Regions from separate parts of the Homo sapiens genome. Here region 2 is linked to region 1. Evidence: chromatin loops called from intact Hi-C (ENCODE). Cell type or tissue: mammary epithelial cell. All regions are shown on one strand.

Region 1 (8,000 bases):
CAATGTAGTTGATTTCTTGCTAACAGAAAACTAAATGTGTGTTCCTGATCAGTGGTGTTTGTCCTCCAAGTGATGATTCAAGAATCCAGGATCTTCCCACACTGTGGCTTCACCATCTCCAACATGTGGTTTCCAAGGCTGTCTTAGTCAATTCAGGCTGCTATAACAAAGTATCATCGACTGGGTGGCTCATGAACAATAGAAATGTATTTTTCATAGTTCTGGGTGCTAGAAGTCTGAGATCAGGATACCAAGACACTCAAGCTGTGGTGAGGGCCCTCTTCTGGGCTGCAGACTGCTGACTTCTCCTTGCATTCTCACATGGTAGAAAAAGAACAAGCTGTCAGCCAGGCGTGGTGGCTCACACTTGTAATCCCAGCACTTTGAGAGGCCGAAGCGGGCAAATCACAAGGTCAAGAGACGAAGACCATCCTGGCCAACATGGTGAAACCCCATCTCTACTAAAAATACAAAAATTAGCTGGGCGTGGTGGTGTGCACCTGTAGTCCCAGGTACTCGAGAGGCTGAGGCAGGAGAATCGCTTGAACCCAGGAGGCGGAGGTTGCAGTGAGCTGAGATTGCATCACTGCACTCCAGCCTGGCAACAGAGTGAGACTCTGCTTCCAAAAAAAAAAAAAAAAGAAAAAGAACAAGGTAGTTCTCTGGCTCCCTCTTTCTTTCTTTCTTTCTTTCTCTTTCTTTCTTTCTTTCTTTCTTTCTTTCTTTCTTTCTTTCTTTTTCTTTCCTCCTTTTTTTTTTTTTTGAGACAGGGTCTCACTCACTTGCCCAGGCTGGAGTGCAGTAGTGCAATCTCCGCTCACTGCAACCTCTGACTCCTGGGTTCAAGCAATCCTCCTGCCTCAGCCTCCTGAGTAGCTGGGACTGCAGGCATGCGCCACCACACCCGGGTAATTTTTGTATTTTTAGTAGAGATGGGGTTTCACCGTGTTAGCCAGGCTGATCTTAAACTCCTGACCTCAAGTGACCCAGCCACCTCAGCCTCTCAAAGTGCTGGGATTACAGGCTTGAGCCACCATGCCTGGCCGCTGGCCTCTTATTATACAGGCACTAATCCCATCCTAAGGGCGCCACCCTTAAGACCTAATCACCTCCCAAAGGCTCCACCTCCAAATCATCACACTGGGGATTCCGTTTCAACATAGGAATTTTTGGGGGGACACAAACATTCAGTCTGTAACAAAGGGGCATCGAACTGGGAGAAGGGGAAAGGAAGAGTGGAGAAGTCACGTCTTCTTCTTAACTCTCTTGGGCTGGAAGTGACATGTCATCCTCAATCAACATTCCTTTGGCAAGAACTAGTCTCCTGACTCCTCTTAGATGTCATAGCTGTGCCTGGGTCAGCTTCTCTCCTGTTTCCCATAATAAATGTTCTAAACTCCCCCTTCCTGCCCCCAGCCCCTCCCCTCACCCTTACTCTCAGCAAGTGAGAATTTTAGGGTCAAGAGGCATTACGTTCCTGCACTTTCCCCCTCTTCCCTGCTCCCCAGTCACATTCATGTAAACTTGTTCATGGCACATTCACTCCAGCCTCCTCTCTCCAGCCTTGCAGGCCAAACCCTCCCTCCATTTCAGACCTGTGTATCCACCTGCCTGCCAGATGCTTCCTCCTAGATGCCTATAGCTCTTTCACACTCACCAAGTCTTAAACTGAGCTCGTCATCTCCCAGCCCACCCGCTAGTTATGGTTTCTTTCTCCTATGATGGTGACACTCTAACCACATGGTGGTCCTGACTGAAAACCTAAGGGTTCTCTTTGTCTTGTTTTTCAGGTGAAATTCTGGCCCAACATTTCTTGAGTCGGTTCCTTCCACCCCTTTCCTCTGTTCAGGTGATCGCTTCTGGCTTGGATGCCTGTGGCTGCCTCCTGAGGGGTCTTTATGCCTCCTGTCCATTATCCCTCCCACCTGTTCTCCACCAGCAGCCAGAGTGATTGTTCCAAAGTACAGATCTGACCACAGCACTCACTTTCTTAAACCCCATACTCTTCAAGTGAAGCACCGACTTCCCTCTGAGGCCCCCAGGACCCCAAGTAATTGGCCACATTGCCCCCTTCAACTAACCCCTCCCCTGACTCTCAAGAAACACCAGACTTTTGGCCAGGCCTGGTGGCTCATACCTGTAATCCCAGCACTTTGGGAGGCCAAGGTGGGTGGATCACCTGAGGTCAGGAGTTGGAGACCAGCCTGGCCAACATGGTGAAACCCCATCTTTACTAAAAATACAAAAAAAAAAATTAGCCGGGAGTAGTGGCGGGCCCCTGTAATCCCAGCTACTTGGGAGGCTGAGGTGGGAGAATTGCTTGAACTCAGGAGGCAGAGGCTGCAGTGAGCAAGATGGTGCCACTGCACTCCAGCCTGAGCAACAGAGTGAGACTCTCTCAAAAAAAAAAGAAAAAAGAAAGAAAGAAAAAGAAAAAGACCTCAGCCCTGCAGGTCATCATACATCTTGTACGTCAGCTATTCTTTCAGATAGGCAATTAGTGGAACAGACACCCACCCAAACTGATTCAGGCATAAAGGGGGACTCTAATGGAACCCAAATGCAGGAAGTCATCCCAGGCACTGCAAGCTCATTGGACAGGTACTCTGTCTTTCTCACTGGACTACAGTTTTTTCTCTTTGTATTCCTAATCTGTTACCCTTTACAGAAAATGCTTGGTTATCTTTTACAAGGCCCATTATGACTACCAGCCCTGGGTGTGCCTGCCTGAGTCTGCCTGCCCGAGTCTGACAATGTCAGTGCCCACCCCTGTAGAAGCAGTGTCCAAGCCTTGGGAGCACTTGTTTGGCTCAGCTTAGGTGATAAGTACGTTCCCCCAGGTTAGGCTTTCAGCCCTGGCCCATCACCATAACATGGGAGGAAGGGTGGGGTCAGCTGGTTCAAACAGGGCAGTAGGAACGTGCAGAGGGGAATTTCTAGGAGGGAGGTAGGTAGGGAACCAATTACAAGTGTAAGAAGAAACTGTGAATGATGTTGAAACTTGGGGGGTGTCCTGAATAACTTATTCATCCAGGTTATCTCTGGCTTTTGTTGTCTTTGACTAGACTATTTCTCAACCCTCTCAAGATAGAAATTAAATTGTAGAAACGTCATACCAATGCAAATAATTCCTGTTCACAGAAATGCAAATTGTGTCTGAATTGCAACTGACTACTGCCTCATGGATATTGACCAGTTTTGCATCCATTTCTAAAATCAACTTTCTTCATCTGACTATTATTTGTGATACTTTGAGTTCTCCTTTGAATTGGTTGTAATATTTTATTGGCTCACTCATGAATTAAATCTTTTTTTCCTTTTCCTTTTTTTTTTTTTTTTTTTTTGAGACAGGGTCTCACTTTGTCACCCAGTCTGGAGTGCATTCATGTTATAATTATTTGTTAAGCTGTATGTATAGTTGTTTGGACTTTTCTTTTCTTTCTTTTTTTTCTTTTTTTTTTTTTTTGAGATAGAGTCTTGCTCTATCACCCAGGCTGGAGTGCAGTGCAGTGGCACAGTCTTGGCTCACTGCAACCTTAGCCTCCCAGGTTCAAGCAATTCTCCTGCCTCAGCCTCCTGAGTAGCTGGGACTACAGGCAAAGCACACCACCACGCCCAGCTAATTTTTGTATTTTTAGTAGAGATGGGGCTTCACCATGTTTGCCAGGCTGGTCTAAAACTCCTGACCTCAGGTGATCCACTCCCTCGGCCTCCCAAAGTGCTGGGATTACAGGTGTGAGCCACCTCACCCGGTCTGTTTGGACTTTTCTGATTGTATCTCATATTTTATAATTTTTTAAAAACCCATTACATGTTATTAACTTTTGTACATTTTAAAGGAAAAAGCAAACCAAATAGGCAAAACTACATCTTGGCATATTGCCCCAAACCAGCCATGGGCAGCCAGAAGTGGTTATGACATGCTGCCTACCCTCAGGGAAGAGGCTAAGTTCACGCTCCACCCACAGGCATAGGATTCCAGGCACTCACGACACCCCTCTTGCATCAGAAGCTGCTCAGGTGAGAGGACTTCCTCACTGTTCAACACCTGCCCCCTGGCAGCCCAACTCAGGGAACACTTGACAGAAGATTCTGCCAGACTGGGAACATCCGCTCTACAAGCCACTCCTCCTCTGGCAACTGGAGAGGCATTCAGCCCTTGATGGCTTGCAGCTGAAAGGGGAGAGTCACTGCCAAACCATTTCTTGCACAACAATGCACTTCTGAGGAGGGTACACAAATTTTTGTCAACTGAATCGTGTCTTCCTCCGGACTTACATGATGGTCCAGATATGCTCTGGCTTCCGTGCTCATGGGTGGGTCCTCCACTGGTAACGGCTCCCAACACTTAGTATTCTTCTGTCTCCATTAACCAACCTCTAAATCAGTATTTAAGTACATAAGGATAGAACCTTTCTTCTAGGAATTCCTCCATCAGGCAAGCTTGGATGTTTGCCTCTGCTGTTTCCTTAGTGGGGAGGGAGGCCACATCCACAGGCAGCGGGGTCATCTCTCAGTCCCAGGAGCCTCCCTGACCTTTGACCTGAGTGGTGCAGTCATCTACATTTAGCACATCTGCACACAGGTGCTTCAATAATAAACTCCTGGCCAAGAAGGATGGAAGAAGAGGGAAGACATAAGCCTGGTGCTTTGCCTTGCTGACTGCGCACTCCCAGCTGTCCTGGCTGGGACCGGCCCTTCATATGCTTACCCTACGAGCAGAGTCTCAGCACCTTCTGAGTGTGGGACTCATGCTCCAGAGGAGTAAACACCTTCTCAAACAGCAAGCCGCTGCTTGCCAACTGCCGTGGGGAGGGGGAGCCTTGCCCTTAGTGCGACCCTTCGAGGATGCTTGAGCCCAGAACCCCCACATCCTCTAATCACATCACTTTCCCTATGTCCAGGATCAAGTCCAAGCTGCATGGCCTGGTCTTCGAGTCCCTTGCTTCTCAGTCTGGTCCTAGCTATGTCTCTGGCATCATCTCCCTTACACCATGTACCCCATGGTCTAACCACTCATTTACCCCACACACGATGGATTCTGACTTGTGCATAAGCCTGGTGGCTGTTTTCCAAGTCCGCATAGCTGCCAACAATGCCTCATTTCAATGGCAGCCTCTCTGTTATTCATTGATGTCATCAGAATTGCATTACTGTAGATGCAGACACAGGCAACACCAGTGCCCATTCTAATATAGGGCCTCACCCTGCTGCTCACACCACTCCTGGGACTGCACCTGGGTGCACTTCACACAGACCACTTTCCAGAATGGTTCTCTCCACAGGAGCAGCTGCAGATCCCTCCTATCTTCCAAAAGCTCACTGCCTTGGAGATAGGACACATCATAGTATCTCTCTGCCAAAGTGACAACTACAATTATATTTTGGCCGACAGCTGGAGATGGAGAATGTACAGATAGCCAAGGCCTCATGAGTCTCCATGAATCAGCAGTTTGTGCTGCAAGTGCAGCCCATAGGTGAGGTGGGCCTATCCGGCCAGTCATCCAGGCCCTCCCTGCTGCCTATCCGGCCAGTCATCCAGGCTGCCTGCTGGCCACAGACCTCATGTTAGCACCTGGGACCCTCGGTGAAACCCTCCACTGGATGGTGACAGTTAATACCCCCAAGACCACCCCAGGACATAGAGGAGCAGAAGCATCAGGGTAGTCAACCCGGGCAAAGCCCAGCCCCAAGGGAAAGGCACTTGGTTCCTAGGCAAAGGCAGGGGCCGGTCAAGCATGGGGCTGAGATGCCCCCGGGGTGAAGTCCACTATGCTTGGCAGCCTGATATGGGGTTTGTTTGTGATGGGCAGAGGGTCTCTATTGAAGCCTCAGGGCACCACCTCCACAAGGAACCTCAGTGCCATAGACTGTGTGCAAAGGAGTGCTATCAGTACAGGGACCAAAACCCAGGAGTGAAAACAACTTCAACAGCAAAAGCAGCAGCAGCAGTGTCCAGTATCAAGTCTGTCCATGTGCTGGATGCTGGGCTGACCACTACTCAAATGTCACCCTTCACCGCAACCCAGTGAGGTAGGTTCTGTAATTATCCTCATTTTACCAATGAGAAAAACTGAGTCTCAGAGGGCAATTTGACTGAAGCCACGTGGCTGCAAGTGTAGAGAAAGAATCTGAACCCAGACAATCTGGCTTCAGAGCTCAGCTGGCCTCCTTATCCTGGTTTGGCCCTTTAAATCCAGTTTGGTTGTGGGAAACTGAGAGACCTCCAGGGCATTCCTCACATAGGGTGAGTTGAGTTTGGGCCTCCAAGTAGACTTTGGCCTGGAAGCCAAGATGTTACTGAGGAAAATAAACAATAGCTATTTCAGGTGACAGGTGCTGGGCTGTGGAATTGTGCGGGGGGAAATGTCAAGCTGCAAGGGTTTCCTCATTGTAAATTTTTGTATGTTCAGCAGAACAAGCGTCATCAGAAAGCTGCTCTGTTGCCAGCGTCGCCCCTGGAGACAGAGGGCAGGAGCAGGAAGTGTCCTTTCTCTGTGACCGCAGGTCCTCTCGGGGCTTACCTCTTACTCAGCCCTGCCCTGGGTTCCAGCCGAGGCCTCTCGGGGGGTGGGCAGACGTTCTTGGAGTGCTCCCAGGCGTGCTGCTGCCCTTTGCAGGCTCCTTGTCAGGGTAGAACCGGCCTGTCCTCACATCCTGCCCAAACACATGCAGACTAGGATGCAGCAGGCTAGCAGCTCTGCTCAACACGCCTCCAAATGGGTGTGAAAGGCCGGCGGGGCTGGGGACGCAGGAGTGTTCATATTTTCAAGTGGCTGCTGCCCATGAATCACCAACTTCATTTTGTGCTCTCAGCTCTGCGAAGGCATCATTTCCACCCAGACTCACATGGAGCTGGCGGCCAGAGCCTCTTAGTGGGGCTATAAATAGCAGATCATCAACTCACCTCCTCTGAGCTCATCACAGGCTCCTCGGTTTACTGTGCGTCTTCCAGCTGCCTGCACGTCACTGTCACTCAGATTTCCCAGATGAAACCTGGCTGAGAGACTCAGGGCATGCTTTAGGTGGCTGCAGGGTTTTGGTTTCCAGAGCTGTTTAGGGTGACAGTGAGTGCAACAGCAGACTTTTGAAGCACTTGACATTTAAGACGTCATCATTATAATCTCAGGTCTCTGTGCTCCTCTCCAATTAAATGCAGTAGGAAGGGTCTGTCATTTCTCTATGAGTCCTAGAAACCAAAGGCAAAGGACTCACCAAACACACACCCAGAGAAAGCCATACGGAATGGGTAGCAGCAAATGAAAGGCTTCATGCTGGCTGGGCATGGTGGCTCACACCTGTAATCCCAGCACTTTGGGAGGCTGAGGCCGGTGGATCACTTGAGGTCAGGAGTTCAAGACCAGCCTGGCCAACATGGTGAAACCCCATCTCTCTTAAAATACAAAATATTAGCTGGGCGTGGTGGCGTGCATCTGTAAGCTCAGCTACTCGGGAGGCTGAAGCACAACAATCGCTTGAACCTGGGAGGCAGAGGTTGCAGTGAGCCAAAATCATGCCACTGCACTCCAGCCTGGGCAACAGAGCAAAACTCTGTATAAAAAAAAAAAAAGGCTTCATGTCTTCCTGTGGACTTTCTTCCTTGCACTCTGAATGAAATACTTTATGGCTCCCTGGCTTCAGAAGTGAGATTGCATTTTTTAGTATTACCCTTAGAGCTTCCATACAGAGTCTCTCCTTGTGTCAGGCACTGTGTCCAGCCTCTGCATGCAGCATCTCATCGAGTCACCACAAAGCCATATTGAGTTAACTGCTGGCAACATTTTCTTTCTATAGGTGAGGAGGCTGTTGCTCACAGAGGACAGGTGACTCAGCCAGAGCCACAGAGTCAGGATTTCAATCCAGGGCTGCTGGATTACAGAGCCCAGTCTCTGAATCACCAGCCTTTCTGACTCCTGCAGAAGAGGGCTATGTTTGTGTCCATGCATGTGCCTACGTATCTTTGACTGAGAGATGTGAATGACAGTTTCCCTTCCCAGTTC
Region 2 (8,000 bases), 140 kb before region 1:
GGAGACAGCTGCCTGAAGAAGATTGCTCCAGGGCTTGGCCTGGGAGTGAAAGGGCACCCCAAATGAAAGGCCACCCCCCTCCCCTCGCAGCAGCCAGCCAGCCTAACAGACATCTGGGTTCTGCAGGACACAGGCTCAGCAACAGTCCAGTCCAAAGCAACAGCCAATGAAGAAGGGCCAGAATCCAGAGGCCAACAATGTGAGCAGAGGCTCTTGGAAGAACACCAGCCAGCCCGAGGCAAGGGGCCAGACTCGTTGCACCCTCTCCCTAATTCTCCACCCACCCCTGCCACCAGGGAGGCCCAGCCCCTGCCCCAGGATGGTGTGAAGGGGCAAGGGGCCAAGTGCTGAGACTGCTGGACCCTGGGCTTTCTGGGACCCCTGGCAGAGTTTGGTTGTTCTTTAAGCTCACCTCTTTGCTTCCTGCAGGGTCAGACCGGGCAATCTGGCACAGACAGGGTTGCAGCCCGAGGTGACCCAAAGCATGGGGAAGGAAGAAGTTCTGTTCAAAGGCAGTAAACAGAGACTGGGGTTGGGACACTGATGCTGACACTGACTGGTCACTACTACCAAGGCGGGCAGGCAGACTAAACTCTACAGGGTAGCTCATGCCATCCCAACGCCCAGAATCCTTGAAGCCCACCCCACTCCCTCCGAGTCCACCCGGACTAGACACATTTGTCCGATCCTCTGAACTGAGTCATTATCTTTGTTTCCTGTTTTGCTAAAATTCACATGAAATTGAGTGTCGATGACAATGCCACTGTCGTACCTTGATAGTTTTGGAGTTAGGGGTGGATGAAGGTCAAGCTGTTCCCCATCCTGCTTATTTGCTTTATGTATTTGGGGAGGAGGGAACCACATGGTAAAGACGTTTTCCATGCTGGTTTCACCGTCAGTATCTTTCCCCTCTGTGAGTCTCACAGTTTAGGAAAGCTCACAGTGGGCTCAGCCCAGGATCTGAAATCTAACACCCAGGTACACTTCAGCAGCAGCAAAGCATCCTCTTCCAAGCGCTTGAGCTCTTCTCCTTGGGTGTGTGCAATGAACATGTTTCTATACTTTGTTGCTAAAGAACTCCATTTAAAAAAAAGTCCAAATGACAAGTTGTCAGGTCCAGGCTGTGCTGTATTATGGTCAAAATATTCTTTGGCATCCACAGAATGATTCGACTGATTCACTGGACTTTTTGCAAGGTTCTTTTTGGAGAAGTTCTGGCTTTACCAGTGGTGGAAGTGACCCAGGAGTAATTCATCAAAGAAAAAAAAATGTTTTCACGGAATTCCTTTTTTGTTGTTCCCTGAGCTATCACCCTGGGGCCACTCTACTGAAACTCTTCAGAGCAACTACCTGGGACCTAAGGGTGGGGTGGGGAAGGCAGGACGGCGGGGGGGGATGGCAGGACGGGGGGGGGGATGGCTGTGCGAGGGGTTAAGGCTCAGGAACAGGGGAACATCCAGCAAGACTTACAACAGCCCCAGCGGCCAACACCGGCCCGCCCTGGGCCCCGGGATCCCACTGCTTGTTGGAAGGAGGAGTTTCCAAAAGGAAACCACGGAAGAAGCTCATCTTGTAGCAGGACTAGGAAACTTGAAAAGGCAAACGGTCTGGTCTGGTCAGCTCTGTCTGAGCGTGACCAGACTTCGGCCGAGACTGGCCCCGAAGGAAGGAAGGAAGTTGGAGCCTCAGAGTGATTCTCTACAGTGGGCTGGTCTGAGCCCCATGACCCTGTCTGGGCACTGGCCCTCCCCTACAGCCCTCCACCTGCACTGGCAGCTGGCTGTTTGGGAGTCCCCTGAGTAAATGGCACAGCTCAGGAGGGATTCTGGGAACCCCTTCCCAGAGCCGCTGGGCTGGGCACTGGCAGGGGCAGAGCAGCAAGGGAGGGGAGGGTGGCAGGGTGGGCAGGCAGGCCTCAGATGATACGGGCTGATCAGGAACAGCTTTCAGTTCCCCTGGAACTAGCGGGCCCTCTGCACCCCCTCAGTGCTTTCTCATATAAACTCGTTGTGCTTGTGACAGTGAGTAGACTCTGGCTGGGTATCGTTTATTATACTTCCTTGGGGATCGGTGGAGTGTAGCAGGACCCCCCAAATGGACCCCAGTGGGATCTGGGGGCAAGGCGGGGTAGGCCCTGGACTGGCCCATCTGCCATGAAATAATGCCCAAACGACAGTCTGTGTCACCCAGTGGCAGTGGGCTGGAGTCCTGAGCTCTTGTCCACCTTGCTTGCATCTAGCCAGGAGCCCAGCAATACCACGTGGGCAGGGCAGGGATGGTGCGCGGGACCTGGCAGGGTCCTAGCGGCCGGAGCCGTGGAAGGAATCCTAATGTCCTAGGCCAGCACAGAGGAAAGACAACAGTGTAGAATTCAAAACTCTCTCTATATTAAAAATAAAACCACGACGGAGTGGCAGCCTCGAGGGTCTGGGACACTCAGCAGAGACTGGAAATGGCAGTTGTGACTGGGCTGAGGCCTTGTGGGGGGACCAGGGCAGGGCCTGGGACAGGGAAGGGGGTGAGTTAGGAGGCCAGTACGCCCATGCGGACCACCTCCTCTGCCCCTGCCTCCCGGGGACCCCGCTGCACCCCACCGTCCTCGGCCTCTACATCTGAGTCGCTCATCTCCCCATCAGAGAAGTAGCCATCAGTCTCAGTGTCAAAATGCAGGCTGACCTTGGGCCTCTCAGCCACAGCTGAAGGTGGTCCCATCCCAGCATCAGGCCTGGCACCCGGCAATCTCCGGGTTACCTTGCTCTCGCGGGGTGGCCGGAGCCGGCCCAAAGGCTTAGGGCTTGCTGCAGGGCCAGGCACTTGGACATCTGAGTCAGCAGCTACTGAGGCTGCCTCGTCCGGGGTCTCAGGGGCCAGTGGCGGGGGGCTTTCAGGGGTGGCTAGGATGGGACAGTCCCCGGCTGCAGGGCTGGACGGCAAGTGAGAAGATGTCCGACGTGGTGGCTTCCTGGTAGGTGGCCCTTGACCCCCCTTGCCACTGCCTGCATCCTGGCCCCAGGTCTTCTTGGGGGCTTTGTCTGGAGTCGTCCGTGAACCAGGCCCGTCCTGCGGTGGTGGTGGTGGTGGTTTCTTCTTGGCAGGCAGGCGGGTGCGGCCTCGGGCCTTCCTAGCAGGGTCACCAGGTCGCAGCGAGGGGTCCCGCATGAAGCTGAGCAGTGTCTCCTCGTCCTGCAGCAGTTCCTCTGACAGCAGCCCTGGAGCAGGGTCCTCGCGGTGCCCATTGTTCAGTGGCCACTCGCTCATGGCCATGTTCTCTGCTGTGATCTGCACCGACTGTGCCAGCCAGCTGTTGAAGAAGGTGCCATCGATGGGGAATGAGGTGGACAGGCCTGCTGAGGGGAGAGAGGAGGCAAGTGAGACGCCAGCAGACGTGTGTCCCACCCTTTCAGGAAGCCCACTGACGCTCCCAGCACACCACCAGGCATCGTCTTCTCTCTGTCCCCCTGTGCCAGACCCAGGTGAGCTATCTTGTTTTGTCCATCCCTCCTGCCAACACCACCAAAGAGTAGGGACTACTTATACGCTTCTCTCCAGAAGGACGTGCTGCCCTCAAGATGGGCTTCATAATTTGTGGGCTAGAGTGTAAAATGAAAATATAGGCTCCTTGTTCAAATATTATTAAGAATTTCAAGGTGGAGTGTTATAGCTCTTTTAGTTTGTCTAGCAGGTTTTTTGGATTTTACCAGAAAGCCTGCCATGGGAAAGAAAATTCAAGGTGGCAGCAGCAGAGCATTAACCAAGAACAAGGACCCCGTGGCACTGCACAGGTTGCTACCCACGAAGTTGGACCTGCCCACTACCCCCATTCTGGTGGGGTTGGGGAAGGAGGAATCTGGAGGAAAATGCCCTCAGGCCGCCAGAGGGCGCTCAGTCTTTATAAGCGTTGCCTCCCAGCGCTTGCAGCAAAGAGCATGGATAAAGGGATCAGGTACGAATAGGGGTAGCAAGCAGTATCCAGTCCCTCCTGGATGTCAGGGAGAGGGGAGGCAAGTGAGACGCCAGCAGATGTGAGGGCGGCAGAGCCTTCCTTCCTTACCGAGGTCTTGGGAGGGGGCAGCTGGCGAGACGGGAGACTGGGTTTCCTGTTAGACACCCAAGTTATCCCCTTCTTTTTGCGGGAGGGGTGTGAAATGAAGGAACAGGGTCTTGCTCTGTCACCCAGGCTGGAGTGCAGTGGCATGATCATGGTGCACTGCAGCCTCAACCTCCTGGGCTCAAGCGATCCTCCCAACTCAGCCTCCTGAGCAGCTAGGAATACAGGCATGCACCACCACGCCTGGGTTGTCCCCTTCTTGAGACAGAGGGACAGAAAGGATGACCTGGGGCTTCCATCCCAGAGGCAAGGTCTGGAAGGGGACTCCATGATGCTCCCTGAGATCTCTGGAGGAAGCACGTGAGGTCCATGAGTCACACTGCTCCCATTAGGCTGCTCTGCCTAACAGGAGGCCTGGGACAGTGGAGGTGGTGGGCAGGGCCAGAGCCTGCAGCCACTCCTCTGGGCAGCTCCAGGAGAGTCTGCTGCTGTTGCAGGAAGGGCCCACTTAGAGGATTCTGGGAGAGTAGGACAAGGATGGGGCTTTCTGGCAGATCCTCCCCTCCCAGCATGGGGCTGTCCCAGGGGCCTCTGGGAAAATCCAGCACCCAGGACCCCCCAGCCAGGGGAATGACTGGACAGTTCCTGAGTGGGCGTGGCCCAGCCTCCATCCAGGTCTACAGACGGGGCATTTCCCAGGATGTCACACGGGGCTCTGAGATCTGTCTCCTTTGTGGGTGGAAGGTGTGTGCACCTGGGCAAGCAAGGGCCTGGTTACCGCTCTTGAGCCTCAGTCTCCTACTCTGTGCAGCTGGCCTTCCGCAGGGCAGACAGAGCTGCAAGCGTGGTGATGGTCAAGCCTGCCGTGTCTGCAGGCCAGCATGGCCCTCACTCACCCAGCTGCCCCAGGACTGAGTCAGGCCCCGCCTTCACTTTCTCTTTCTTCTCAGTGCTGCCCTTGGAGCCCTCGCAGCCCTTCCTCTTCGAGTCACTCTTCTTGCCCTTTGCTCTCCTCCCAGACCGCTCTGTGTCAGGGAAAGTGAGAGGAGGAGGGAGATGGTTACCCTGAGTGGCCTCGGTCAGCACCAAGATCCCTGCGTGGCAGCCCAGGAGTCCTCCATCAGCCAGTGCTCACCCTCCACAGCAAAAAGGTTGGAGTTAGGGGATGGCTGGCATGGTGGGGTGGACCAACTGTCCACTGTGGCCTGTGGGGGACTTGGGGTGGCCACAGGGCCACGAGGAGAGGCCCTCGCAGGACCTGGACTCCAGTCTGACCTGCACAACCTGTAGTCTTGGGAGAGAGTGTGGGTGGTGGGAAGAATGGCTGGAAGGGAGTCTGGACAGGGCAGGGCCTTGAATGCCAGGCTGAGGAGCTAGACATGTAGGTGGAAGGAACACTACCTGAGGGGTCAAGAGGCTTGGGTTCCATTCCTAACCCCAGGGTCAGCAACCCTGAACCAGTCTCCTGCCATGGTCTCTTGGTTGGCTTTCAAAGTCAGGCAGCAAACTAGATGGGAGATTCAGGGTGCACCCCTGGCCCTTGTATCCTTTCAGTTCAGGCCAGGCCTCAGTCTCATCTGTTTTGGTTTGTTTTGAGAGAGAGTCTTGCTCTGTTGCCCATGATGGAGCGCAGTAGTACAATCATAGTTTACTGCAGCCTTGACCTCCCAGGCTCAAGCGATCCTCCAGCCTCAGCCTCCTGAGTAGCTGGGACCACAGGTGCATGCCACCACACCCGGCTAATTTTCAAATTTTGTAGAGACAGGGTCTTGCTATTTTGCCCAGACTGGTCTTGAACTCTTGGGCTCCAGTAATCCTTCCACCTTGGCCTCCCAAAGTGCTGGGATTACAGGTGCGAGCCACTGTGCCTGGCCACATCTGTTTATTTATTTATTTTTTAGAGACAGAGCCTGGCTCTGTTACCCAGGCTGGAGTACAGTGGTGTAATCATAGCTCGCTTGCAGCCTCAAACTACTGGGCTCAAGCAATCCTACTTCTGCTCCCCAAGCAGCTAGGAATACAGGCATGTGTCACCATGCTCAGCTAATTTTTGTATTTTTTTTTTTTTGTAGAGACAGGCTGGTCTGGAACTCCTGGCTTCAAGTGATCTTCCCACTGTGGTCTCCCAAAGTGCTGGGATTTTAGGCATGAGCCACTGTGCCTGGGCAATCTCATCTGTAACATGGCATGTAACTAATGCCTAGATACTCTGGAGGCAGGCTCCTGAGGCTCCCCACTGCTCTCAGGACAGTGTAAGCTCCTCCCCCAGGCTACAAGAAGATCTCGCACATGTGACCCAGGTTACCCGTCATCCCCACTTTAGGAGTCTTCCTTCTGCCTGGTGCAGCCATTCCAGCCTCCTTCCAGTTTCTCTGCCAAGACATGCTCTGGCCACTAAGTCTCCAAATATGCTGTTTTCTTCTCCTATCCTTCACCTGATTCAGTTCACAGGCCAAATATCATCTCCACTAGGAGGCTTTGTCCAGCCGCCAGGCCAGACAGCCTCGCCGATATGCACACAGCCCATGTCCCACCCCAGGCGTCAAGCCTCTCAACAGTGTGAGCAGCAGCTTTGGACAGGGCAAACCAGTCATCTCCAAATACCCTGCCCTGCCCTGAACAAAGAGCTGCCTGTTGTTGACACTCAAGACAAGGAGTTGCAAATGTCCCCAGAACCAATGTGGGGATGTGGACCCTCCAGGCTCTTGCCCATGCTTCTGGAATCCTGTGCCTGAGGGCACTGCTCGTGGCTTGCCACCCTCTGCTTCCTCAACTGTGGGTGCCTTGCATGGGCTTCTCCTTCTGCAGCCGATATGTGGCCACAGCCAAGTGCCTGAGATGTTGTTGGAGCATCACTGCTTCTGGGAAGACATCCCTGATACTTCTATCCCTAAACTGGCAGCAACTGTAGCGTCTGCGATACCACATTCCTCTCTCTCTCCAGATGGTGCATTCCACAAGGGCAGCAACCCTATCCAGTCCATGCTCAGTTAATGCTGGCTGAGTGAATAAACAGAAGATAGGGGGCCTGGAAAGCTCCAGCAGCCAGGAAGCTGCCACAGTCTTTGGGTACACGGTGAGCTCTACATGGTCATGACTAGCACCTGAACTTGGCAAGGCTAGATGTTGGGGCCAGAGTGGGTGGTGATGCCAAAGCACAATCAGGTCAGCTCAGCTCTGGGGCAGAAGTAGGGGCAGCAGAGGTCCTCAGTCATTTGCTCCAACGGTGGCTCAGCAGCTTTCCTCTCCAGGCCCAGCTCAGCCCTGAGGCTGAAGTGGCATTGGCAGACCCTGGCTCAAAATCTCTCTCCATCCAGCTATTTCTGCTGCATGTAAACGCAACACTGGGGTACTGTTTTGGGGGCTAAGTGTTGCCCTTCTTAACATGTATACGCTCCAAGAAGGGCCCTGTGTCTGGCAATATCCACAATTAACAGATACGATCAATGTCAGCGCTTCCTTCAGCCTTTGATTTCCAGATCCACTAAACGCATGTGACGCCAAGAGAATAAGAATAATAAGAATGAAACAGTGAAAAACACCGCGGATGCAGGGCATAAATCCTGTTAGGGTCAGAGAGAAACAACAGCCAGGTCCTGTCACATCTCTGGGACAGCTGCCTTCTTCGGAACTGACTCCCAGGCACACCAGGGTTCAGGGAAGCTCACCAGCTTCTGGCCCTTCCTGCCTCAGCACCAGCAGAGAGCCACTAGGACTTCTTCTCTGTACCTGTTCACATGCAATCAGCTCCTGAACTGCTGTGGCCTAGTCAACCAGAAAGCTCCCTGAGGGCAGGCCTGATGCCCACATTCCAACCTCTGGCTCTCTGCCTAGTGACGCACAACTCAGGACCCTTGCAGGCCCCCGTCTGGGCCTACTAATTGGATGGTGAAGGGTAGGAGTGGGGGCCAGTGGCCCTTGGCTCCACGCACATACCCCCACCAGGATCCAA

What was found. Hi-C counts contacts between places; a loop is a spot of excess contacts. Peaks named below come from ENCODE experiments on the same cell type or tissue, not always from the same donor. Only the 100,000 strongest peaks of a DNase experiment are listed, where the experiment ranks them.
Region 2: it touches region 1 in a loop (11-fold over the local background); 8 of 110 quality-filtered maps call a loop at or near these places.

What each region holds. Positions count from the first base shown.
Region 1 is chr5:134,435,558-134,443,557 of GRCh38, reverse strand. No RefSeq gene overlaps it. Among named protein-coding and RNA genes, the nearest start is that of LINC02999, 4.5 kb to the right of the region's middle. RefSeq lists enhancers at 4,089-4,602, 4,603-5,118, 6,364-6,433, 6,534-6,723, 6,141-7,340. In mammary epithelial cell, a CTCF peak has its summit at 4,035; DNase peaks (open chromatin) are centred at 4,047, 6,627 and 7,857; H3K27ac peaks cover 4,000 bases.
Region 2 is chr5:134,573,841-134,581,840 of GRCh38, reverse strand. JADE2 (jade family PHD finger 2) reads right to left here. Exons shown (of 12, transcript NM_001388185.1): 11 at 4,945-5,073; 12 at 1-3,347. The coding sequence ends at 2,524. It overlaps LOC124901191 (U7 small nuclear RNA), which reads left to right and starts at 3,651; the gene lies at 3,651-3,710. RefSeq lists enhancers at 1-233, 234-766. In mammary epithelial cell, a CTCF peak has its summit at 3,875 (motif pointing right); a DNase peak (open chromatin) is centred at 4,450.